Regions from separate parts of the Homo sapiens genome. Here all the other regions are linked to region 4. The links are chromatin contacts, found by Hi-C or POLR2A ChIA-PET in ENCODE. All regions are on one chromosome and are shown on one strand. The core of a region is the stretch at or near the end of the contact, and the rest is flanking DNA. Distances in the headings are between cores, read along the strand shown. Region 1 has its middle 110 kb from the start of PREP. Region 2 holds the start of LOC105377921 (a long non-coding RNA gene). Region 3 has its middle 180 kb from the start of LINC02836. Region 4 has its middle 14 kb from the start of LINC02836.

The links. Hi-C counts contacts between places; a loop is a spot of excess contacts on that map. ChIA-PET counts read pairs that join two places held with the same protein, here RNA polymerase II (POLR2A). Pooled maps may share reads with other maps.
Region 1: a loop to region 4 is called in a pooled map, with 2.8 times the contacts of the local background. The contact joins two enhancer-like sites. A Hi-C loop is called at or near these places in 4 of 50 pooled maps. POLR2A ChIA-PET finds 5 or more read pairs at or near these places in 2 of 52 experiments (GM12878 and activated CD4-positive, alpha-beta T cell).
Region 2: a loop to region 4 is called in a map of natural killer cell, with 2.6 times the contacts of the local background. The contact joins two enhancer-like sites. A Hi-C loop is called at or near these places in 1 of 168 maps with a recorded cell type or tissue (natural killer cell), 14 of 37 single-sample maps with no recorded cell type and 11 of 50 pooled maps. POLR2A ChIA-PET finds 5 or more read pairs at or near these places in 6 of 52 experiments (GM12878, T-cell, activated CD4-positive, alpha-beta T cell and 3 more).
Region 3: a map of naive thymus-derived CD4-positive, alpha-beta T cell shows a loop between it and region 4 (6-fold over the local background). The contact joins two enhancer-like sites. A Hi-C loop is called at or near these places in 1 of 168 maps with a recorded cell type or tissue (naive thymus-derived CD4-positive, alpha-beta T cell), 1 of 37 single-sample maps with no recorded cell type and 11 of 50 pooled maps. POLR2A ChIA-PET finds 5 or more read pairs at or near these places in 2 of 52 experiments (activated CD4-positive, alpha-beta memory T cell and activated T-cell).

The regions. Positions count from the first base shown.
Region 1 is chr6:105,507,290-105,513,449 of GRCh38, reverse strand. No RefSeq gene overlaps it. Among named protein-coding and RNA genes, the nearest start is that of PREP, 110 kb to the right of the region's middle. Within about 2 kb of position 3,314, at least 2 of the 41 ENCODE cell types and tissues checked have a DNase peak (open chromatin) inside an H3K27ac peak, as active enhancers do.
Region 2 is chr6:105,451,356-105,457,252 of GRCh38, reverse strand. LOC105377921 (a long non-coding RNA gene) reads right to left here and starts at 623. Exons shown (of 2, transcript XR_942832.3): 1 at 159-623. Within about 2 kb of position 3,737, at least 8 of the 41 ENCODE cell types and tissues checked have a DNase peak (open chromatin) inside an H3K27ac peak, as active enhancers do; they include GM12878 and natural killer cell, where a contact is called at or near this core.
Region 3 is chr6:105,807,503-105,814,154 of GRCh38, reverse strand. No RefSeq gene overlaps it. Among named protein-coding and RNA genes, the nearest start is that of LINC02836, 180 kb to the right of the region's middle. Within about 2 kb of position 3,459, at least 9 of the 41 ENCODE cell types and tissues checked have a DNase peak (open chromatin) inside an H3K27ac peak, as active enhancers do.
Region 4 is chr6:105,643,688-105,649,384 of GRCh38, reverse strand. No RefSeq gene overlaps it. Among named protein-coding and RNA genes, the nearest start is that of LINC02836, 14 kb to the right of the region's middle. RefSeq lists enhancers at 2,385-2,574, 5,142-5,381. Within about 2 kb of position 2,889, at least 4 of the 41 ENCODE cell types and tissues checked have a DNase peak (open chromatin) inside an H3K27ac peak, as active enhancers do; they include GM12878 and natural killer cell, where a contact is called at or near this core.

The sequences.
Region 1 (6,160 bases), core at 2,065-4,564, 140 kb after region 4:
TATGCACATTGTGAGGTGACAAGGGAATAGCACTGGACTTGGAATCAGGAAATCTGAGTGGATAGCCAGGTTCTATCACTGACCACCTATGACTGTAGGTCAACAACTTGGTCTTTTTCTCAATGTGTCTCTCCATCTGTGAGATGGGTTTAATGTGAGCACTAAATGCCATAAAGCTTGTGCTGCTACATGGCCAACTGTTACTTTTCTTCCTATCTTCTGGATTTGCTGTTGCAGGAAACATAAAATCAGTTTAAGTCAGTGTTGTGGCTCTCTGTGGAGAGATACTAGCCTAACTCCTGGGAGAATTTTGCACATGTACCTGGAGATGACATGAGGGACCCACCCTAGGGCTGTGAATCCCGATCTCTGTGGTCCAAGCAAGAATATTTTTGCTCCCCAAACTTCCCAGGTGATTCTGCAACATTCTACTGCAAAGCTGGCCTCAGTCTTCCTGAACCCCACAAATGCTGGCATTGTCACAGAGATTCCTGAAACGTAAGACCTTATAGGCATTCCAAAAGTTATGTTACACCCAATACTTTAGAGTTGGGGGACTGGATATAGGGAAAGAAAGAAAGGGAAGCTTTCCCCTTAACCTTCTCTTCCACTATATAATATATGAGCTCTGACCACAAAGCTCACATAGCAATTTTTGTTTTCCTCTTTCATGCTACAAACCCCTTTCTACTTTGCATTGGAAATTATATATAATTTATTCTCTCCATGGATTACCTTGTATTCCTCAAAGTGCTTGGCACATGACAATGAGAAATCATTGTTGAGGTGAATTGATAGGTGAATGAATTCAACAGTGAATTCAGTCTTCTCAACTTCTATACCTGCTGAGACCCAAAAGGAAGGGGGTGATTGGACTAGGAAGAGAAAGGCAGTGTCGGTATCTCTGAAGCTGCCTTGACCAGAAACAAAGCATTTTTGACTCATGAGGGACCATTTCCCCAGGGATGAGAACAAGTGCACCTTTTCCTGTCTCTCCAAGCAAGAAACGAATGCTGAGATCTTGAAATGCCTTGCTGTGCTCTGCCAAACTCACAAACACACCATATGAGATGCTGATGAAATACTTTTAAAGAAAAGAAAAACTGGCCGGGTGTGGTGGCTCATGCCTGCAATCCCAGTACTTTGGGAGGCCAAGACAAGTGGATCACCTGAGGTCAGGAGTTCAAGACTAGCCTGACCAACATGGCAAAACCCTGTCTCTACTAAAATACAAAATTAGGTGGGCGTGGGGGCAGGCACCTGTAATCCCAGCTACTTGGGAGGCTGAGGCAGGAGAATCACTTGAACCCGGGAGGCCAGAGGTTGCAGTCAGCCAAGATCACCACTGTACTCCAGCTGGGGCAACAGAGTGAGACTCTGTCTCAAAAAAAAAAAGAAAGAAAGAAAGTAAGAAAAACCATAATTGAAGTGGGTTGTCCTCCAGTGACACTTAGTGCCCCCTAAAAATCTAAGCGACTGTGGTCTCAGGCTTTCAGCAGGCAGGTTGCTCTTGTCTCATGCATGCAATTCTGTGTGGTGGAGAGCTAGAATAGGCTGATAAGCAGAGTTTATAGTGAGGAGGTTTCTAAAACCAAGAAAACTGTATAAACATAGAAAACTAAAAGAGGAAGAATCAACAGAACCAAGAGCTTATTTGTAATGTCTCATGTACCATGTGGGAGGCTTCCAGGTTTGAGTCGCTTATTTGAAACCTATCTTGCTGAGGGCATATATTAAGGTGTATTCTCCAAATCCATTGTGGGGGCATCATTTCCAACAGCCAGGCAATTTCAAGGCCAGGTTGGCCAAGATATCTTGGTATTTCACAGTGGAACATGTTCTTTGAAATGCAAGAATGAAAAGCAGGGTCTCAGGTGGTGAGTATGGAGGGTCAATCAAGTGAGTATGGAGGGTCAATCAATTACTGTTAAAGTCCTTGATGGGGTCTACACAGATCTGCTGTTATTGAGGGAATAACTTCAGTTGGAACAGGTAGCAGTCACTTAACCTGTCAATTGAGCTGTTTAGATGAGTGGCTCACAAGATTCACTGCCAACCTGAATTAAATGTAAGTGTACACCCAGACTGTTTTCAGCATCACTTGCACAAATATATATATTTCCACCTCCACCTCTGAAGAAGCCAATTCAGTAGGACTATGATAAAAGAATAAATACTTTTAAAGGTCCTGATATGATTCTGGGGCCCAGCTAGATTTGGGGAACAGTACTCTCCATAATTAATAGAGTGTAGGTGTAGCCCAGGTATGGAACAACTCCAAGGCATCTTTGGAGTAGTTACCAAATAGGAAGGGCATTTCCATTCTTCAGTGCATTTTTAATATTGAGAAACACTTTAGGTAGTGAGTTAAATTGTATGGAAATATTCATGTGCTCTACACACACACACACACAGACACACACATATACTAGTGATAGGAAAAAATCTAGATTTGATTCATCCTGTTGCTAGCCAAATTCTTTCCATCCACTGAACTTCCTCAGAGTTCTTTGAAGTCAACAATTACTTTGTTCTCAGAGGAATCATTCTGTGGCAAGGAAAATGTTGAAAGCTTAGCAGTGGTATTAGGACTTTCCCAATCTGAATCATTTCAAAATATTTATCTGCATTTTGTTTATTCTTTTTCAGTATTTAGACTTCACTCTTTCTATTAACCAAATCTACTGATATTAGTCACTTGGAAGGCATAGTAAAGACAGCAAATTTGTCAGTGTTGATAACAAAAGGCAGCTACCAATAACTGATTTCCTTATTAATCTACGCTGTCCTCTTTCAGAAGCACAGGTTTGGTGACTGAATAGAACCTTGAGCATAGAGCCTGAAACAGAATCATTTCATAGTAAATATGAACTATAATTTGCATTATTCTTCTTTCATTACCTCATTAGCCAGCCCCACTCCTCCTGACAGATTAGCAGCAATGTACTGAGGGAATATTTTACACACATCCTATTCCTATCTTTTAGCATTACTGTTCTCTGACGTCCTGTTCTGCCTGTCATATGTTTGTCCCTGGCACTTACAGAGTGAGAAATCTGGGTAACATCTCTTTATAGTTGAAACAAGTGGCTTTTTTAACACTTTTCTCTTAGATTCCCCGTTGACAGGAAACCATAGACACTAACGTCAATTTCCTATACTGCTGGAGTATCTCAGGACACAGGGATTGCACTTTTCATGATCCCTCTTCTTTCTGCATAAACCCATCCTCGCAGAGATGCTCACTGTAGTGTCTGAACACACACTGACCCCTAACTGTGGGCGCGGCTGCTCCCACCCATTTCGACTCCACAGCTCCACTCTGTGGCCCTCTCTCAGCCGGGCCCTCCAACTCCAAAGGATACTGAATCATTGCATTACACCCAGTCCAGATCCCAGTTGGTAGCCTCTGTGTTTTTCACTATGTAATGGATGAAGTGTTGATATTTATAGAGGCTTAGTTATTGATAACCCAAATGATAAGATCACTTCAGTGTCTCCCAAATCATTTCTGTTCCTTCAGTGAATGCTTCCACTGGATTCTCTCATCACAGCACATCATCAATCAGCCTCTGCAATCACAGGGAAATTCACAAAGCCAGAGAGTGTGTGTGTCTGAGCCTTTGCAAGAGATACGCAAATTACCCCAAAAAGGGACATTTTAAATCTGTTTTTCTTTTAATGGCCTTCCACCTCCCCACCCCACACACACACACATGCACACACACACACACACACACACAGCTTCTGTTTTTCCAAGAGCTTTTGAAATTTTGCTTGGCTTATACCCCTGAGGCCAGTAGACAGGAAATGAGAATTGGATAGGAAAGGAGTTGAAAACATCTTTTGCAAATTTTTTGTTCTGTGGGGTATGATAATTTTCCGTCTAAAATGTTTTAAAAATAGATTTACCAGGAAATATTGTTTTATATAGGACTGCCATTCTTTAACATTTATATATGGTTATTATTATCGCTACCAGTTAAAATCACCATATTAATAACCTCTTGAATAATGACTTTCATTTGACCACCTGAAAAGTTTAGAAAATACTGAGATAAATTTCCCTGCAGTCTAATTTTAGGGATGATGTTCTAAGAACAGTCTTATCCTATTGAAGGAACATGTCCCATAGAATTACAGTAATTGAAGGGGCAGATTTTTTTAAAACCCTTAAATCATTCGCTCTTTTAACTTCACTTACTATAAAGGAATACTGTCAAATGATTTTTATCTAAACACAGCAAATGACCCTTCTGATTTTATTTAAGATTTTTAGATTTTCTAATTCCCTTCATCTTTGTTATCAATTATGCATTTTCTTCCCAATCTATATGGAAAAAACAAGATAAAGACAATGTACGGAGTTTTTCCATAAAGATTTGTTCTTTAGTTTGAGTTTATTTTCTACTTACTATTTTTATGTTCAAATGTCTTTCTTTTTTGAAGTTATGAATATGATAAAAAATGATTATTGTTCTCATTTGACAAAATTAAAAGTTGATGCTTCCACATTGGTCCCCAAATTTAATTTTGACATTTCATTTCTGAATGAAATAGAAAACTCCTGAAATAAGCATCTGCCTTTAGAATTCCGCGAAGACAGAACACCACTAAATGCCACCATAGTGACTGCAATAAGCCAGAGCACGTAGGGATGCCTGCTGCAGACTTTGCCGCTATAACTTAAGAAATAGATTAGGAGACTGTTGCTGGTGTCCCAGAGGTCATAATTCTTCTTCAGATATTTCAAAAGGATAAGGTAATTAAGTTAATAATCCCTGTTGTTATAAATACTAGATGTGGCATTGTTCATTTATTGCCTTCTAACATCCATGATATCGATTTACACAAGAATAACTTGGGGGAAGCTCTGGTATTGAAGACTCTAGAAAAGAACTAGGATCAAAGACTCCTAGATTAAAGGGTTGATTTAGGATAAATGTTTAAAGGCATAATGTGAACAACACACTTATTTCAAATGAGAAATCCCTGGCTTACCTAAGGTTCTCTCTGGTGACAGGGATTTCACTTCCTGTAAAAACAAAACAAAAATGGATGCATAACTGAGTGAAGTAAATTGTTACTTGTGCAACTAACATAAAAGTGCTTGTATTTAGATACCTTTAATTTACATTTAAAATGCAGTTTAATAGTTAATGTAAGTAGGGCCACACAGGAAGAAAAAGTTGACCTCTCAATATATACATGTTTAAATAACATGTATAGTTAATGTGCATATGTTTTGCAACCCTAACAAGTGCACTTATCTATCTGTTGTATTTTGAGATCATAATATTTAGTGTCTATATCTGGCCTCTTTTGAGAAACTCCCAAAGTACAATTTAAATAGCTAGATGGCCCCACTTCATAAACCACAGACATCCAAATGAGCATAGTCTCATAGGCTCAAAGAAGACAAATTGGTATGTGGTCAAAGAAGAATTTTAGTAAAACATGAAAATACAACCTATGCCAACTGTGCAGTATTTTTGCAAACTACTGGTTGTCAGTGTCATGTTATATGTAACAACTGCTATGACAAATGGCTGCTGAGAAACTTCTGGAAAAAACAAAAACTTTTGCAGAATAGTAGAATTTCAAATCTATCAGCCAGGTTGACGTAGCAGGATCATTTCATAGACCATTTCTTTAAGTCTCAATTTTCCCACTTATGTCCTATTCCCTGGGCAATTTGCCAAACCTACTACCACTTTCCAAAGGCCCTGGGTGGGTGTTTGTGTTTAGCATCTGGCACTGAGAAGAATCTGTCTTCATACCTCTGTGATTGTCCATCATGCCCTGCAATTAAGTATGCTCTGTTCTCTTCCATATTCAACTTTTATTTTAGATTAATTAACATATAGAGTTCTTCCATAAGAAGGGCCACAGACTATAGTCCACAGGCCGAGTACACCCTACCACTTGTTTTTGTAAATAAAGTTTATTGGTCCACATGGATGCCCACTTGTTTATGTGCTGTCTATGGATGCCACAGTAGTTGAATAGTTGCTATAGAGATTGTATGGATACAAAGCTTAAAATATTTACTATCTGGCCCTTTACAGAAAATGTTTGCTGACCTTTGGTCCACAAAGAAGAAAACAAATGTTATAGGAGGCAATTATCCATCACATGGGTTTGGGTGCTAATTCCTTAT
Region 2 (5,897 bases), core at 2,488-4,987, 190 kb after region 4:
TAGAGTAAGTATTTTATAATATCAGGATATATTTTATCTTGATTCTAAATATATATATACACACACATTTTATACACATATATTTATATGTGTATATATATGTATATATGTGTGTGTGTGTATGTTCCTTAACCTCTGAGGTTTGGTTAAATACTGACCTTCACTTCTGGATTGCGAGGAGTATAGGTCATATTAAGGCTTAATGTTCCAATTCTATTTTTAAATTATCCGTTTATAAATTAAGCCACTTTAAGCCTGATGCTCATCCTCGTAGTTCTCTTTACAGCTCTCTCTCCTCTTTAAGTAATCAGTTTCTTCTCTTTCTCTTTTATGTCAAAAGCCTTCCTGAGATAATGAAGGTCAATTCTTTCTCCGTTAGGGATATCTCAAATCTCTCCAAGGGCTTCTTCAAATCTCTCCGAGGGCTTCATTTCCTATGCAGAGTGTGCTATCCTTAATCACTTGAAGAATCTTTTGACAGAGCCTTTTGTAACGTTTTTGTAGTTTCCTGCTTTACAGAATTTGCAGGCTTAGTAAAAGCATGGATAGAACCAGAGCCACTGCAAGCAGAGCCAAAGGTGGAAGGATAGTGAGGCAGATCCTTGACCTCAATGCTCCCTAAACTGGAGAGAAAGTGGATGAAAAACAACAAAATATTAATTCTCCTGTTCACTTATTTCTCTTTTGCTAGTTGAGAATTAGCTGAAATACAAAATCTTCACTATGTTACTGAAGACCAGTTATGGGGATTGTGTTCTATTGTTTCAGCTTGCTACATGTGATTTTTAAAAAATCATTAAATAACATTTTAGAATGTTTTTAAGTACTCTGTGTTATACAGTGAGAGAAGTTTTTATCTCCCAGTATAGGGTTTTCTCCAGGTATGCCTTACCTTCCCCTCTCTCACCCAGATTTGGATGCATAAAAATAAAAGAAATTGCCTTCAAAAAGCCAACTGGCATGCAAACCTTGGAGGCATAGCAAATACATTGGATGATGGAACCTGGGCCAAAAAAGGTTATGACAGGCTTGAACTATGAACCAGAACCAACAAGGGAAAAGTAAGTGATTCTTCAAGCAAAAGCCTATACCTGTGCACAATAAAACACCTGTGGAGGTTGCTGATTTTACTGAGTACCTTCTTGGTACTGGTCCCTCTTTAATGCACTTTTGCTTGAGTTATCTTGTAAATTATAGTAAAAAATAAATAAATAAATCACCGTATAATACTGCAGTGGGTAAGTTAATGCAATGTTAATGAGAACGGGGTTAAATGGGAGTTGGCTGAATCATATTTGAGTTCATGTTATGAGTGGGTGCATTATTTCCTGGTTTTATTGGAATAAGTGTAAGAAAATGCAGGACTTTGGGCTTTCAGTAATCCCTATACTGCTGATGAGCAGTATATGTGGAACTATAGCACTAGAGCTAGTAAGATGGTAACGAAACCACCTTCTGCTGCTGAGACCACATGGGGAGTCCTGCTTCCACCCATAGAGATTATTCTCTAAGTGAGAGAGGGCAAGTAGGACCATCTTCAGAAGAAAACAGAGCAGCATCTCATTTTAAGTGGGCCACAAATTCTAAAGTCATCACACTAAAATTATGTATAGTCAACTTTATCTTTGAACATTTTTTTTTGAGACAGTGTCTTGCTGTGTTGCCCAGGCTGGAGTGTACTGGTGCGACCTCGGCTCACTGCAACCTTCACCTCCCAGGTTCAAGTGATTCTCGTGCCTCAGCCTCCCAAGCAGCTGGAACTACAGGCGCACACCACCACACCTGGCTAATTTTTTGTGTGTTTAATAGAGATAGGTTTTCACCATGTTGGCCAGACTTGTCTTGAACTCTTCGCCTCAAGTGATCTACCTGCCTCAGTCTCCCAAAGAGCTGGGATTGCAGGTGTGAGCCACCACGCCGGCCTCTTTGAACATTTCTTAAATCAATTTTATGACCGAGGACCTGGGTCATAAGGTCAAAAGGCATAAATTAACTCCTTTTGTTTTCCTGTGTATGTTTTCTATGAGTTCCCTTTCCCTGGATCACCCTTTCTCTAGTTCATGAATCCAGTGGGAAAGGTGATTGTGAAAGGGACGAGAAAAATGCCACTTCAAACTACGCCACTTTTGCATACTATTTTGAGATGAAAACAATTGAGAAACAGCAGCTGCAAGAAAGGATCTATGCCCTTTCCCTTTCTGCTTAAAAGAAGGGCATATTTCCCATGAGAAAGTTGCCCTTCTGATACCAAGAAGAAGAGAACACTCTTATCAGAGACAGGACTTGGGGAGGAGATGGTGCAGAGATAAGTCTGCACAAACAAACCTTACTGAAATAACCCTTATCTTCCATTAGTTTCTCTCATATATTTTCTAGTCACTTTCCCACAAATTACTGCCCCTAGGACCTTTTTGGACACCCTTCCTTTGTCCTATCATTTCTCCACAAATTTTTTGCCCTTTGTTAAAATGGTATATAACCCCTGAGTCTAACTGCTTGTTTGGGGTTTTCGCTTCTTTCCTATGAAGCCCCTCATGCCACATAAAAATATTTACATCAAATAAAATTTGTATGCTTTTCTCCTGTTAATATGTCTTTTGTCTGCTTGATTCACAGGCTCAGCTACAGAATCTAGGAGATTAGAGAAAGGTTTTTCCTCTCCTACAAGTGTAAATGGGAGGAAAGGAATAGGGGATTCTTCCCTCACTGTTGTTGTTGTTGTTTGGTGCAACACAAATATTACTGAATTTCTATGAGTTAAATGAGGTTTTGTTGCAACTTAAATGTAGGTTCAAAACCATGTTATAGAACTCAAGAAATTAGAGATATTAGCCTTAGAATTATATATTCACAGAAGACCCCAGAGCTATCTTAAAATATTTAAAGGACTACCCATTGACAGAGGAATTAGAACAGAGATGGCCATTTCAACAACTAGTCATGGCTGTCTGGAGCTCTGAATTAAAAAGAATGTGAAGCAGTATCCAAGCTCAGTGGAAAAAATTCTGCTTGACAATGATGTCTGTCAAAGCTTGAAAGAAAGCCAGTACCCATGTGTTGAGAACAGAATGGCTATAGCTGACAAATACTAAGCATTTGAAAGAGGAGTTTATGTGGGGTTTGGAATGCCATTTTCTCTCATGCACACTAAGTCAAGAAAGTTTAAAGGGGAGAGAGAAAGAGAGAGAGAGGGAGAAGAATAGAACGATTCTTCAGAAATGAGAGCACTTACAATTATAAACAGCATTCTCTTTCATTCCTGGTAAGTTTCCACTTCCTTTTGCATTTTCTCATAAAGAAATCCATGTATCCTTACAGTAAATTTTCTTGTTTAGCTTTAGCTAGTCATCTAGATTTCTGGTTTTTGCAGCCAAACAACCCCTAAGAGATCTATGTCTTAGTGGGGCCAATTTCAATCCCATTTAATTCAATTCAACCGATGTTTATTGAATACCTATTGTGTCTCTTATACCCAATAATTGGGGTTGAGTCTTGAATCTGGCCTATGACTGGAATCTATGAAAGATTCAAAGGGAAAAATAGGCATAGGTTATGATGAGCTATAAAAAAAGAAACGAGACAGAACATAATGTAGAGTTCTTAGCTCTCCCCACCCAGATTTATGTTCTGAGTTTTCTTTAACATTCTGTCCAATCGAGTGCGAGTGGGCTGAGACGTGGGTGGCAGAGCTGAGACACGGCCCCTCTAACTGTCTCATGTACAAACTTGAGGGGTAAGAGGAAGTTTGACACAGGAAATAACAGCCAGCAGCCGGGCTCTCTGACGAACACTACCCAGTGAAGCCTTTTAATTAGGCAAGATCATTTTTGTTAAATCTGCTCAGAAAATACTGCCTTAATCTCTGAAGATAATAAACCTCATTTAAAGTCCTGAGTTGACTCACTGTCCATAATGACTGAGATACAAATAGAGCTTTTATCCTGCAAAAACCATTACCAGGACACAGCCAATTAAGAAATTAACCAAAATCTCCATCCCCAGTTAGAGTGCTTACCTCTAGGAAAAGCCTGAGGGGAATTATAAAGACACAGTTTCTATGTGTGTTCTAATGCCAAGGTCCAAAGCAAAGGAAACCCAAACCAAATCAAAAATTGAGAAGGAAACTGTTTTAATTGATCATGAGCCGCCAAACTTCCTCTTCTGCATTATCTGTGTTTAAGTAATCCAATTAGTTTGACCTCATATGAGCAAGAGAACCCAAGTGCACATCTTTTGAAGTGGTTGTTTGGGGGTATCCTGAAAATTCTTAATATCAATCCCAGGAACATCTAAATGGTATTTTCCCCTGCACTCCTACCAGCATAGTGGAAATATCAATACCACAGGTGGGGTGCGGGAGGAGGATATTTGCTTTTTGCTATTCACTATCACGTATACACACACACGTACTTTTACCCACATTATGGAATTACTAAAAACAATGTGTGGCTCAGACTAACCATTCCACGTTGCAAATAATATCAAAATGGCTCCAAGTAGCAAAGAGAGCCAAGCGTGAGTGTCATGTATGAGCTGATGCTGCTGGTAAAGCCTTGCTTTTCCATACATAGAATGTATCACAAGAATCTGGCCTGGAGGTGCCAAAGTAATGGATGACTCTTACTCCAGCAGAGGGTCTTGGCCATTTACAGCTGAAGGAATGTGCTAGTGGCAATGCTGCCCTCTTTTGGAACAGGGTACAGAGATGGGTCTAATTACCAGCTACTTTTGTGAAAAGCAGTAATAATAAATTAAAGACGATGCAGTGATTTATCCTCACCAATGACTCCTCTATCTTTTCATCAAGACAGTAGTGGTCCAGAGTCTCTAGTGGTTTTCTTTAAGTGTTGGAATAGAGAGTGACTAAAAGTATACATGAATAGCCCTCAGGAATAACTCGTCTGAAAGGCGAGTTATTCTCTTTTTTGCTCTTCGCATCTATAGCTTAGCATGCAGCCATTGATTACATACTTACTGCCAGGAATTGGTGAAAGAGTGCAAATAGAGGGCCATATTCTAAATGTCTAAATAGTTAAAGGTTATAAAGCAAGCTAACAAACTGCTAAAGAAAACAGATTCTATCCTTCTGCCTCGACAAATTTACCTAAGTGACCTGGGGGCCTGGGTTAAATTTAGAATTTTTGGATTCCTTGGAATTTTGTACCAGAACATTCTACTTGTACTCTACTACCTCTCTCCTTCCATTTCTGATATTGTGCCACACAGAGAGGGGTCCTCCATTCATGCATGTGGACACTGATCCACATGTTCACGCTCTATCCAATGCTTCCCTCCCCAGATAGCCACTCCTCAGTCTTCCCTCAGGCTTACAGGTCTGCACACTTCTGTGGCTATCCACCTTTGGAGGAACAGCCAAGGGAAGGCCTTGTGCAAGCCCTGAAACCAGGTTTAGGGCCATTTGGACATAGAATTCCAGAGTTCCAAGGACCTGGAATAGGCTCCCTGGGAAGGAAGAGAGCAAAGTTTGTGTTATCAAGCAAGTTACTAGTTGGACAACTGGAGCTTAATCCCACTGGGGAGCTCTAAGAGGCTATGGAGACCTAACCACAGAGTTACCCCAATCAAGGGCCAAGGGAACTGGGGTATCTCTACAGGACTCCCCCAGTCATTGGTTGGGGGTGATTCCCAGAAAGAGTTAATTCCTTGGCACTTCTGGCCTGCTCTATGCATGGACAGAGTCGGCTCTGATGGCCAAAGAAAGCTTTTAAGTGGAGTCACAGATGTTGCCAGTTGGAAATCTGGCTGAGTGCAAGAAAACAGTACTAAGGGAATACGGACCAGCATCGGCATCATCTGCCTCTTGCATGCTCAGATCCACTCATGCTCCACATTAAATTGACCCTATACTGTCACAAATTCTTCATGGTGGTGTTAGA
Region 3 (6,652 bases), core at 2,210-4,709, 160 kb before region 4:
CCTGTTACAAAGTGCTTTCACAGAGATTCTCCTACCTAGTAATATGAGTTGAATTGAAATTAACTGAAGTAACTGAATCACTCAATCCCATTAGGGAGTGGAGGCCTAGGCAGAGGAGGAGAAAAAGAAATGGGACTAGGGAAGGCAAGATAAATGCGATGAAAACACATACAATAGGGAGGGGCAGAGTGCCACCAACAGCTATTTCCAGGTTATACTGGCCCCACTAGATGGCTCGTTCCTGCTACTCCAGGTGGACTCGTTCTCAGCTTCATACCAAGAACTCCAGCCTTAAAGGCAGAGTTGGCTTCTGCAAAACTGGAGAGATGGACTGCAGAAAAAGAGAAGTTTTTTTTTTTTCCCTGATAAGAAGGATGCCACCAGGAAGAATGCACATCATGGCTACAATCTTGTGGTTTGTTGTGGTTGTTGTTTTTCTCCTTCTGCTGAGGGAGTAAGCAGGAATGGGGTTCAGCTAAGCCCCATGAAAGGCAAGAGATTTTCCTTTCTGCCAGGGAGGCCCAGGAGAGGCAGCAGAGCCGGGGAGGACTGGCAGGTCCAAGGTGTTCTTGAGGTCCAAAGGAATTGTGACGCTCTGGATGAGAGCGGAAGGAAATAGCAGTGACTGGAAAGAACTTTCTTAAATCAAAAAAAGAAAAACCAGACTTCAGTTCAGTAGTGGTTGGTCAGAGAGAGCAAGATGGTTTACTTGTGATTTTTTATAGATCTCCAAAAATTTACTCTGAATTATATCTCAAGCCCCTAAACTTTAGGAAGTATTTTTCTATTACTTTAATAGCCATGTTTTTAATATTAAACATGGACACATGTGTTTTATGTTTCTATAGGAAAAGGATAATTTAATAGGTCTTTTTCTATTCCTGCTTCTCCCTGTACCTACAGTTGAAGAGTTTGACTGTATGGTTGACTTATCACAAGCAGATACCAGGATGCCAAGTAGGGTTCTGAGGAAGAACCCATTAACTTTGATCTGACTGTCCTTGCCCAAAATAAGCTTGCTAACATAATACAAATGTCTTGGCTCCTCATACCCAACGCCACTTTTCGCACATGGGCTATGTTATTCATTTTAGTTCTGTAACATTTTTTAAAAATTTTTATTTATATTTTTATTTTGGGGGTCCATGTGCAGGATGTGCAGGTTTGTTACATAGGTCAATGTGCGCCATGGTGGTTTGCTGCACCCATCAACCCATCGCCTAGGTATTAAGCCCAACATGCATTAGCTATTTTTCCTGAAGCTCACCCTCCCTCAACCCCACACCCCATGTGTGTTGTTCCTCTCCCTGTGTCCATGTGTTCTCATTGTTCAGCTCCCACCTATAAGTGAGAACATGTGGTATTTGGTTTTCTGTTCCTGCATTAATTTACTAATGATAATGGCTTCCAGCTCCATCCGTGTCCCTACAAAGGACATGATCTAATTCCTTTTTATGGCTACATAGTATTCCAGGGTGTATATGTTAATATTAAAGGGCATACACGATGTCTGTTTAATTTCTCTACCATTCTGTTCCAGAACTTGGCAGGAGGAGGTATTACAGAGACTATTTGATGGTGGTCATGGAACTGTAAAGGGGACAGTACTGTCAAAATCCTAGCAATTTCTCTAAGGCAGCAGGCTGTTTCTAAGCCAGCTGGGCATGTACGTTCTCTCTCTCTCCCTCTTGAACATGCACGCATGCACGCACAACCCTCTCCCAACTCTAAGAATGGATATCATTCCTGAAATATTTAATAGGCAGGACAGGACAGCTCCAGACCTGCTGGAGACCACTTTCCCCTTTAGTTGCTAAGTTGTAGGGTAGGTCTTGGGGATGGAGTGAGAGGAGGTCTTGGGAGTGGGTGAGGTGGGGTATTTCAGAGTCACCAAGCAGTAGTAGCTGAACAACTGGGACAGCCAGTGCCCTCTGACCAAATGTCAACCCTGAGAGCATCTGTAGTGATGGGGGTGAAGCTTAGGGCCCCACAATTAATGTCCACTGCGTGCCCACTGGGCTGGGCACAGGGTGTGTAAAGATGAGAGACCCCATCTCAGCACTTTAGTCAATGGAGTTGATCATTTTTTTCTTTACATAGCAGACTCTACCTCATCCTTCAGTTCTGTCACTGCAGCCTGTTCATCTCCTGCACAACACCCACCGTAATGTGTGATTTAAGTGTATGCATTTGTGTGTGGATGCATGTGAACGTCGGCGCTTATTTTCAGACTCCCCAGTAGAAAAGAGCTTCATATATCCTCAGCTCCTATCAAGGGGCCTGACACTTGGTAGGCATGGAATTTTTATTGAACACATGAATCAGTGGTCACAAAGTGATTATCTGATTCAAGAAAACCACTAAAAGATTGTTAGCCAGCAATTCTGTGGAAGACATATCTGTGTATACCAGAAGTGTAACATAAAATGCTGGATTTTGGCCAGGCACGGTGGCTCACGCCTGTAATCCCAACACTTTGGGAGGCCAAGACAGGCGGATTGCTTGAGGCCAGGAGTTTGAGACCAGTCTGGCCAAATGGCAAAACCCCATCTTTACTAAAAATACAAAATTAGCCAGTCATGTTGGCACATGCTTGTAATCCTAGCTACTTTGGGGGCTGAAACATGAGAATCACTTGAACCTGGAGGGCGGAGGTTGCAGTGAGCTGAGATCACGCCGCTGCACTCCAGCCTGGGTGACAGAGTTATACCCCATCTCAAAAACAAACAAACAAACAAACAAAAAATAAAAAAAAATTAAAAAAAAGCTGGGTTTAAACCTGTCCTGGGTCACTGGAGGTATATTGGTTTCTGGTCCCATCACAGGTGACTTTTCTGATAGAGGAACTTGGACAGCGCTTGAGACTAGACAGAGTGTGTGAGCTCCTGTCAATGGCCAGATAAATGACACTATCAAACTGCTGACTAGCTAAAAGATTAAGCTACTCAAAGCCCCTGTGAATGGCCAGCTGAGTGAATGACCCAAACTTTTGTGAACCCATCAAAGTCACTAGAGGAAATGGCACCTTTAAGGCTCAGCAAAGATTCCCTTCTAAATCACCCTAAGTTATAGGGGGATTTTTTGTTATTGTTTTCCTCCATTTATTTGACTCATTTCACTTGACATTCCCCCTCCTCTTTACTAACTATGTAGGTCCTGAAGGTCTCAAAGGAAAACAAAGAAAGGAGAAGGCTAAAAAGACCAAAAAAAAAAAAAAAATGTGCCATCTGGGCAGTTGCATAGGCTCCACTGTCAGGTTTCTTGACTCTTGAAGAAAGTTGGAAGGATTTTGTTCAGCAGAGACTTGCAAGTGTCCTCACTCCCTCTTTCTGCTCCCCACCACCCCCCTGCCTGCTCCTACCCTACAGCCCCAGATCCTCCAACTCCACCCTTCCTTTCCGTTGCCCTGAAGGGGAGGACATGAGTCAGCATTCAGACTTGAAAGTGTGAGCTGCCTCTGAGTCCTCAGAATGTAATCATTTCAGAAAATCTAGGACACAGAACTACAGAGAAAGTCACCCTCCCCACCTCCTTCTGCTCTGTGGCCAGACATTGACTCCCACTCTCTGAATGCAGCTTTAGCTAGGGCTGAACTTTAACCTTAAAAAAAAAAACCACATGGTATTGGGGTGGGAGCAGGAGAGCAGCAGCGACAACCACCACCCAAGTGCAATTAGATGAACAGATTTTGCAGAGAACTCCAACGGTTTACCACTCTGAACATCTGGTGTTTGGCAGTGTTCAGACTGGAATTAGAGAGCACTCACAAAAAGTCATGTTCTGATAAGAGTCTCAGTCCTGATCTTAGGAGCCAGAATTAATTCTCTCCTTTACTCTTCCAAAAGAGGAAGTGCATTGGAATTCCCACCAGGTATCTTGTTACAACTTCCAAGCACACCTGTAAACTTATGCTTTCGGGAAGGAAACCAATTCCACTGATTTTTTATTTGGTCCACACTCCATCAGCCTCCACATCCTGGTTTTTACTTTGCAATAGAAAAAATAAACTTTAGTAAATGTGTCTTGCCTGCCCACAGTGACATCTTTGGTCTTGGCTTTTGGAGGAAAGGCAAATAGTCTCACATACAGGGGATAGCTACAACCCCATGGTGGATCAGACATTTTCAAGGTGAAAATCTCCTTAGACTTGTGAAGATGTAACCTGTTTGGGGTTAAGAGAAAGCCAAGACCTCAACTGCTCTCATGTACGGCAATGTGAAAGAAAGTAATTTGGGAAATTATGGTATTTCAGCTATACAAAGAACTGCTGAATTAGTTATACAACTCTTTACCTGCTGGGTTTCTATTGTGCAATCTCTTGCCCTTGTTTGAGGGGTCTCCTTTCTCTCACAAATTATCAAAGTAGTCTCAATTTGGAAAGGGAGAGTGAGTATTGAGTGCTGAAACTCCATTTATTGTGTTCTTATTTCCAAGTGTCTTGTTGCCAAAACAGACAGGAAGCAGTCCCACCACACTTTTATTTAATAAACCAACTTGCACTCTAAGCAAACAGAAAATCAGATCTTGCTCTGGCTTTGACAGTGTCCTGGTACAAACTGGGAGACAAGCAATGGAAGCTCCTCCTTCTGAGGAATTATGGAGACATGCACCTTTGTGCAATATCATTGAAGGAAACTCAGAGTCCATCTACAGCAGGAGAAAAGTGAGGGCCAAAAGGCAAGGGTCACACAGCCGGCTAGTGGCCCAATAGAAGTAGAATTATCTGCTCCTTCTGCTGGTCTTAGCCTTTCCACCACACCATTTCCAGCTGTACTTTCATTCTTAATGGTGTGAAGTTAGCTAGGCTGTGATTAATCAGTGAAAGCAGAGTGATTTTGCAGTGCTTATGCACATTTTGTAAGACAGGGAGAGTGTGGGAGAGGAAGGAAAGGGTGTGTGTGTGTGTGTGTGTGTGTGTGTGTGTGTGTGCGTATGCATGTGTGGGTGCATGCACAAGTTAGAAGGGTGAAAGTATCCAAAATGATAGGAACATGATCTAAATGGTTCTACATTGTAGAAACAACACCTACGTGCTTTAACTTATACACAACCCACCTTTCTCAAAGTAAACAGAGTTGGCCTGGGGGTCAGTGCAATTTAGTACCTTTTCTTGGTCGTTGCTCTGGGCCTGCAAAGCATTTGTGACTCTGGCTGACTCCAAAGATAAGTAAGACCTGGGCTCTCTCCTTCTGAATTCCACAACCTTTTAAGGGAAACATATAGGCACACCAAGGCTCTGACACTAGATGGACTATAAGGTTGTGATAGGGTGAAAGCAGCATGGCCTGGGAGGATGGAGGAGGAGCCCATTTGTTCAATCGTCCTGCACTTTGGAGCTCCAGGAGACACAGCAACAGTGACTTGACAGTCTTCTTAGAGGCTTGCCTTTGGAACTGGCTTCTACAAAGTGTCTACACTGGGTGTGAAACCATGTGGAGGACTAGGTAACAGGTGGCTCGTTCCCTTTCCCTTTGTCTTTGCTCTTCAGTTTTTGGGGGTTCTTTTTGAGGAGTTGTGCATGGTTAATTCAAGAGATGACTGTGAAGATGACAAACACTTCAGGGGCATTCCCACCAACCATCCTCCAAACCAAGCAACATTCAACATGTTGGAAAGACGTTCAGTCTTTCCAATAACCTCTTGTAGATGTCAATGTTTTACTTCATTTACATCTATACCTTATTTTCCATGTATATAGAGATGTATGTGTGTGTGTGTGTGTTGTTTATTTATTTAGTTTTTTACATGATCATCCCCAAAGAATATATACTTGTGGGGGAATTAAAGTCAATCAAATGTTTTCCTATAGAATCTGTCCCTTTTTTTGTTGTTGAAAACAGTCACGTTCATGAGATCACTTTGGCTAGCGAGAATCAATCATGCCTTCCTTCCTTCCCTCACTATTTCCTTTCTTTTTTCTTTCTTCCCTGCCTTTCTTCCTTCCTTCCTCTCCTCCCTTCCTCCCTCCTATCTTTTGTTTATTTTTTAAGACATCTGAAAGTAAGGCGGAGGGACTCTAGCAGTCTGATCTTTACGAAGTGTATGACTTTTAAACTAAAGACTCAGCAAAATTCCCACTCAATGGAAGTGCAAAATAAGTTTTAGATATTACAAAAGATAATTTTCATAATTATAAATTCTTAAAATGGGGAGCTCTCAATATTGGTAATATTCATTTAGACTAATTTAGACTAGGAATGATTGTGCTGTTCCCTGTACCGTAGTCTCTGCAGAAACTTTTAAAAAATGCCAATCCCATCAGATGGGCAAACACAAAACAAACAAAAACCCTAAAACACCTAACAATACCAAGGACCAGAGATGATACGGAGCAATTATAACTCAAATACATTCTGGCGGGAGGCTAAATATGTACAACACCTTGGAACTGTTTGGCACCATCTCCCCAAGATGAGTCTGTGGCCCAGCAATTCCACTCCTACATTTATACCCAAGAGAAACAAATGCATATGTGCATCAAAGACATACAAAAATGTTCCCAGCAGTACTATTCACACTAGCCCCAAACTGGAAACAACTCAAATGGCCATCAACAGAGGAATGAATAAATAAAATTGCAGTGTATTTATACAGTGAACAAACTATGACAAACTACAACAACATGGATGAATCTGAATCCCACAAACAGAAT
Region 4 (5,697 bases), core at 1,640-4,139:
ACAGAACATAGTAGTATACAGGAACAGAAAAGAAGGGAGGGATGGGCGGTGGATGGTAAGTGTGAGCAGGTGTTGGAGAGATGCTAAGCTCAGGCCACAGTTCAACTTCACAGGAAGTTGAAGAGCTACTTAGCCTTTCCTAAAACTCAAACTTTCTAAAACATTGACAATAAGGACAAGTAATTGATGGGTAGAAAATGGAGAAATGGTCATGGGAGGAAAGAGATAAAATAGGTTTAGAACATTTACTTATTTACTTGTCTCCAAAATTAACACTTCCACAAGCTTGATGAATGGGGACCTTGTGCATGGTTACATTTACCATCTTACAGCTTTCCTCTCGGTTAGTGAATTTAACAATATGAATGAAAATAGATGACACAATTTTGAAGTTGATAAAGGTTTTTTGTTTTGTTTTGTTTTGTTTTTTACTTAAGTCACCAAAGGATGGGTGGGCTCTAAATAGGAAATGGAAGAGGTAAAGAAGCAGGTCATATTGAAAACAAAAAATAATAAAAAATTTCCCCAGAGGAAATACCCCTTTCTAGAGCATACTAAACTCTTAGTTGCCATATGTTGCTTGAAAAAAAAAGTTATATACCACATTTTTTCATAATACAAACTATAGAAAATGAGGTTATAGGAAATCTTTTTAGCTGAAGGAGATCTTCAGAAAAGTGAGAAATCATCTGGGTGGAGGGGCTTTAGTTAGAGAAGTCTGAAAAACCCCAAATAAAAGGAATCAGCAGTTCCTAGAAGGAAACAGTTTGGTAGGAAAAAGGGATTATCCCAACTAAACGGCTAATGAAAACTGATAGCTTGAGTGGCTTCTGCTTGACAAGGAGATTGTCACTGTTGACAGGGTTGACTGGCAGGGTGGAAAAATGAGGGGGATAAAGCTTCACAGAAAGACTTCAGAGGAAACTTGACACCTTCAAAACCACAGGTGTGAGGGTAAGTGAAACCGTCAAGTAAAAGTTGGCGTTGTTTTTCAGGATCTGATGTTCTGCATACTTTAGGTTCAAAATTTAGGAGTTTAAGGGGAACACTGAGATAAGTTGGGACATGGGAGGTTAGGAATCGAGGAGTCAGAGGACTCTTTTCTGCCCGTGAAGGGACTCCGTAGACTCTTAAATGTATTCCACAGTACTTTCTAGAGCTCTAAGAAGACAGGCTAGCTTTTTTCTCTACCAGCCCAGCCTGTTTCAAATCACAGGCTTCAATAGGCTTTCTAACCTAGCTCTCAAAGGTGATTTATTGAGTGTCTGTTATGTCCAAGATGCTGAGCGTGGAGTGTGTGAATACATAAACATGTTTGAACACTTGTTCCTTGCCTTCAAGGGTTTCATCTCAATGAAAAAATGGGATAGAATGAATTCTGCCTCAAGATGAATTATTCTCAAATAGAACTAACAGTAAAAAGTAAAACACAAAAAACACAAATGCCAAGTAAATAGCATTAACATTAAATGCTATAAAAATTCAGAGATGGAGGTGACAGGAGTTGAAGAAGCCCTTTTTGGGAGAGGTGGAAGTTGAGTTACATCTTTAAGGCGGAATAGAATTCAGACAGCCTGGGTAAGGGTGGGGGGAGGAGGGAATGTGAAGAAATGGGGAAGAATGGTAGGACACTCCCAAAGGGGTAAAGAAACTACTGGAGTAAGGGGAACAGAGGATTACATTTAATAACTCTAAGATGCACCCCCTGGGAAAACAAACAGTGGAATTTGTAACAATTATTTTTGTTTGGCTCTTGAAGCTGAGCATTTATGTCTGTTGAGGATATAAAAAGTTCAGTGTTCTAAATGGGAAGAGAATGACCTGAAGTGAATGGCAGAATGGGCTCTGGGGACACTGGACCTAGGGCTGCACCCTGGCTCTGCCATTTGTGAGTGGTGTGATCTCCAATGAGTTCACGTTTTCATGCCTCAGGCTCCTAATTTTTAATTTGGGATAATATTAGTATCAATAGTATCTAATTCATAGGGAGCTGTGGGGATTAAGAGATAAAGTATTTATTATGCTTATAGTGTTGGGCACATAGAAGGAGCTCAATACATCTTTATTATTTTTATATTAATATAAAATAACAATAATAATGGTAATAAAATCTCAAAGCCAAGTAAGCATCATGAAATTTTTCACGTGCCCATGAGCACAGAGGAGATCTTCAGAACCTACTGTTTTCTGATCTCCAAGAAAGATGGAGAAAAGAAAATTATAGCATTTTTCTTTCATTTTTTCTTCCTTCCTCTTTTTTTTTCTAGAATAAAGAGATGAGGAAAATGCAAGACAGTCCATGTCGCTCTTGGCTGTTCTCTGCTACTCCCCCCAGGTTCAGGGGTCTGTGAGTGGTCGTGAGAACCCCACCCCCAGGCTTCTGCTTGGGTCCTTATCATAGTGGCCTCTCCTGCTACCCAGTGAGAGTTCACTGTTCTGGCAAGGGATATGGCTCCCGACTCAAGGAGAAAGGGAGCGCAATGCTTTCCTTCTCCATTATTCTATGGGCAGGTTTAATATCCAGTGCCTCCTATTTATAATTAACATGAAGTTGTTTATTTCTTGCTTCTCATTTTAGCAGGGTAAGCATGTAGAGGCAGGCCACTTTCTAGTAGATTGTGAGAAGATAGACCTCAGCATGAGCCTGACTGTGGGTCTGATGTGGAGAGAAGAGAGTCAAAAGGAAATATTCTGTGGCTTTCTATATGACTGAAATGCAGCAAGGCTATTGTTTGCTGTAGCAGCTGATTGAAAAAGAGTGACATTCTGTCCACTGAACGTTAATAGGCTCAAGTGGAAGTGTGGTGATCAAAGCTGAGTCATAACTTGAGAGGAAACCAGTCTTACCCATGTTTTTTGTTCTTTAGTGGAGACACCTAGTAAGCTCTTCGAAGACGGTGGCTTTCTACAAAAGGAGAGCTATAGTAACCGTTGGCCGCAGCAAGATGCTCTTCTCACTCTTGTGTTGGAACAAGAACCAGTTATGAGAAGCCTGGGTTTGACTTGCTTTTGGTGTGGTTAATGCTGGTGGGAAGGTTTCTTATAGGTCTTTTTATTTATTAATACATTTGGTCATAGATGGGCCTTCAGGATTTTCAATTGCTGTGACTATGTTGGTCTGGCTAGCTTTTTCCAGGCTAACAATGCAAACACCCCCAGCACCCCTGAGGGATAGTCTCACAAAGCCCCTGTCTGTCTGGCCTGTGGCTACATAAGCAATCTCTTGACAGTTCTTGGAACGTGAGACTTGGTGACGTGACCTAAGACTTCGATGTTTTTGTGATTTATCCAGGACACTTGACTAGGTAACAGGAATGCAGATGATCTCTGTCTCAGTGCTAGAACCTGCAGCTTTAGCCCAGGTTTATTCTTTGGGGTATGACTGCTAATCTGAAAATTTTGGGGAGAGTCCAGTGTCTGTGCAAGAGCAAATCTTCAATTTGGACTGATTCCACTATGAAGGAAATTGAGTTTTTATGGGAGCTAAAAATAAACGATCCTTAGCACTCCCTCCATCCTAAAATACATTAAATAGCCCTTACATTTTCAAGTTAGAACAAATCTGGCCTCATTGTTTCTGTCACTCTAACACTTGTTAATGTTATTTATGTAATTTTCAGATATTCTCAGATCAAAATTTTCCATGCCCAGTTATCTTTCTCATGCAAAGAAATTGTGATCAGTGTTCAGTTTCAATCAGTTTACTGAAGGAAGGGTCGTTTACAACACCTGTAGCCACTTTTCTCTTAGGGACTTAGTTAAAAAATCAGATGCAGGGTGTGAAATGAGACCTAAGTAATTCTTTCCAAGTTCCTTTGAGGAGCTCCCTGCTAGTACTCTCTCAGCCTAGAAATCAACACCTGCCTTTCACAAAGGAGCCTCCATCCAGTGTGGAATTCCAGCAAGTACACAGGTAGTTATTTCTAGGAATATTGCCCTTGCACATCTCTCCTCTTGCCAGGCACCAAACTAATTTCTCAAAGAGAAACAGTGGGAAACAATATGTTCTGTGCTGCCTTCACATACTACCATAAGAGGCAGTTAGTTACATAAGCCGGCTTCCAGAGATTTGCCAAGTGCTCTTTTTAAAAAAAGTGGCTGCTGATGGAACATTCTTTACATAAAACAGATACTTGTTTCAGCAACCAAAGTCCATGTCCACAGCAAAATCCAACTAGTGTTCTACTTTTCTATTTGTCTATAGAGTATAGATCTCTATACACTTCAGGAGAAAAACTTGTGTCAATAATGGATTGGGTTCGACAGTTTAAAAGAAAAAACAAATGGACATTTTTCATTACCTCAATTTCTCATTATCTACATCAACTCAGAACCGTCAAGAAGGCCCATAGTGAAGCCTAAAGGTTTTGAAAGGGGCTACTATGAGCATTATGGATTCTGTCCCATACTCAGGAAGCACCCCCCGACCAGGAATTTCTCAAGACCAAGGCGTGATGAGTGCAGTTTTACTACTGCCTCTGCTCATGAATAAGACCTCTGTGGTAAATCATTTCCCAGGTAGAATTTGCTCTTCCTCCTTAAGTAAGAGTAGTCTTTAAAAAAAAAAATCCTTTCTCAGAGTAGTAAACAACTCTCTGAAGTAGGCATCATCTAGATAACCTTTACAAAAGACATTCTCTGCTTGATTCCATATTGGTTCTGATGTAAAAGTGCATCAAAGTTAGAAAAATCTTGCTCAAGTTTCAACAGCAAATATTCTTAGCCAGAGGAGCTGACGTGGGGGTGAATGGAAAGGAAGTAGAAAGTCAAGTGCAAGATCAGTTACAAGAATACCACTTAGAATTTTTGGTTTTCCCTCATGCTTGGTGAATATATTTTTTACATGTCAGTGGGTTGGGCCCATCATTAAGCTATTGTCTCGCGGCATCAAGCCCATCCTCCTACACTCTGCTGTGTGATGCTGGACCTCTGCAATACACATTTATTTCTGTGTTGCTGATAATTCCCTGTTAGGCTCTGCCAACAGGGGATGCTAGAGAAAGACTGCAAGTCTGGGAAAGGAGAAAGTTTATTTTCCTCTCTGCTACCTCTGACTCCAGTTTTGCTTCCTATTTCTTTCAGTGTCACCCAGCAACACTTCTTCACCCAAACAGTGGCATTTTACTTCAGTAACAGCTGTTTATACTAGTTTGCATTTTTTTTTTCTTGACACAGGATCTCATTCTGTCGCTCAGGCTGGAGTGCAGTGGTGTGATCACAGCTCAGGTGATCCTCCCACGTCAGCCTTCCAAGTAGCTAGGACCACAGGTGTGCACCATACCCAGCTAATTTTTGTATTTTTTTGTAGAGATGGGTTTTCACTGTGCTGCCCAGGCTGGTGTCGAACTCCCGGGCTCAGGTGATCCACTTGCCTTAGCCTCCCAAAGTGCTGGGATTATATGCATAAGCCATCATGCCCAGCCCAGTTTACAATTTTTCCAATAGTTGCAGAACCAGTCTCATGGTACACCCCTCAGATGCACTGTCTTAGCTGGCAGTATCACCTTTTTGGAAGTTTGGGCCAACCCTGTGGCCCCACACTGGCATTAGGTACATCAGCACAGGCCACCAGCTGCCACTTCCCCTGGGGGATCTGAGTCTACTCCCTACTTAGGTACACCAGCACCAGCCAGCTGCCACCTCCCTGGGAGATCTGAGTCTACCCCCCTACCCAAGGTCTGAAGCACCAGCAACTTC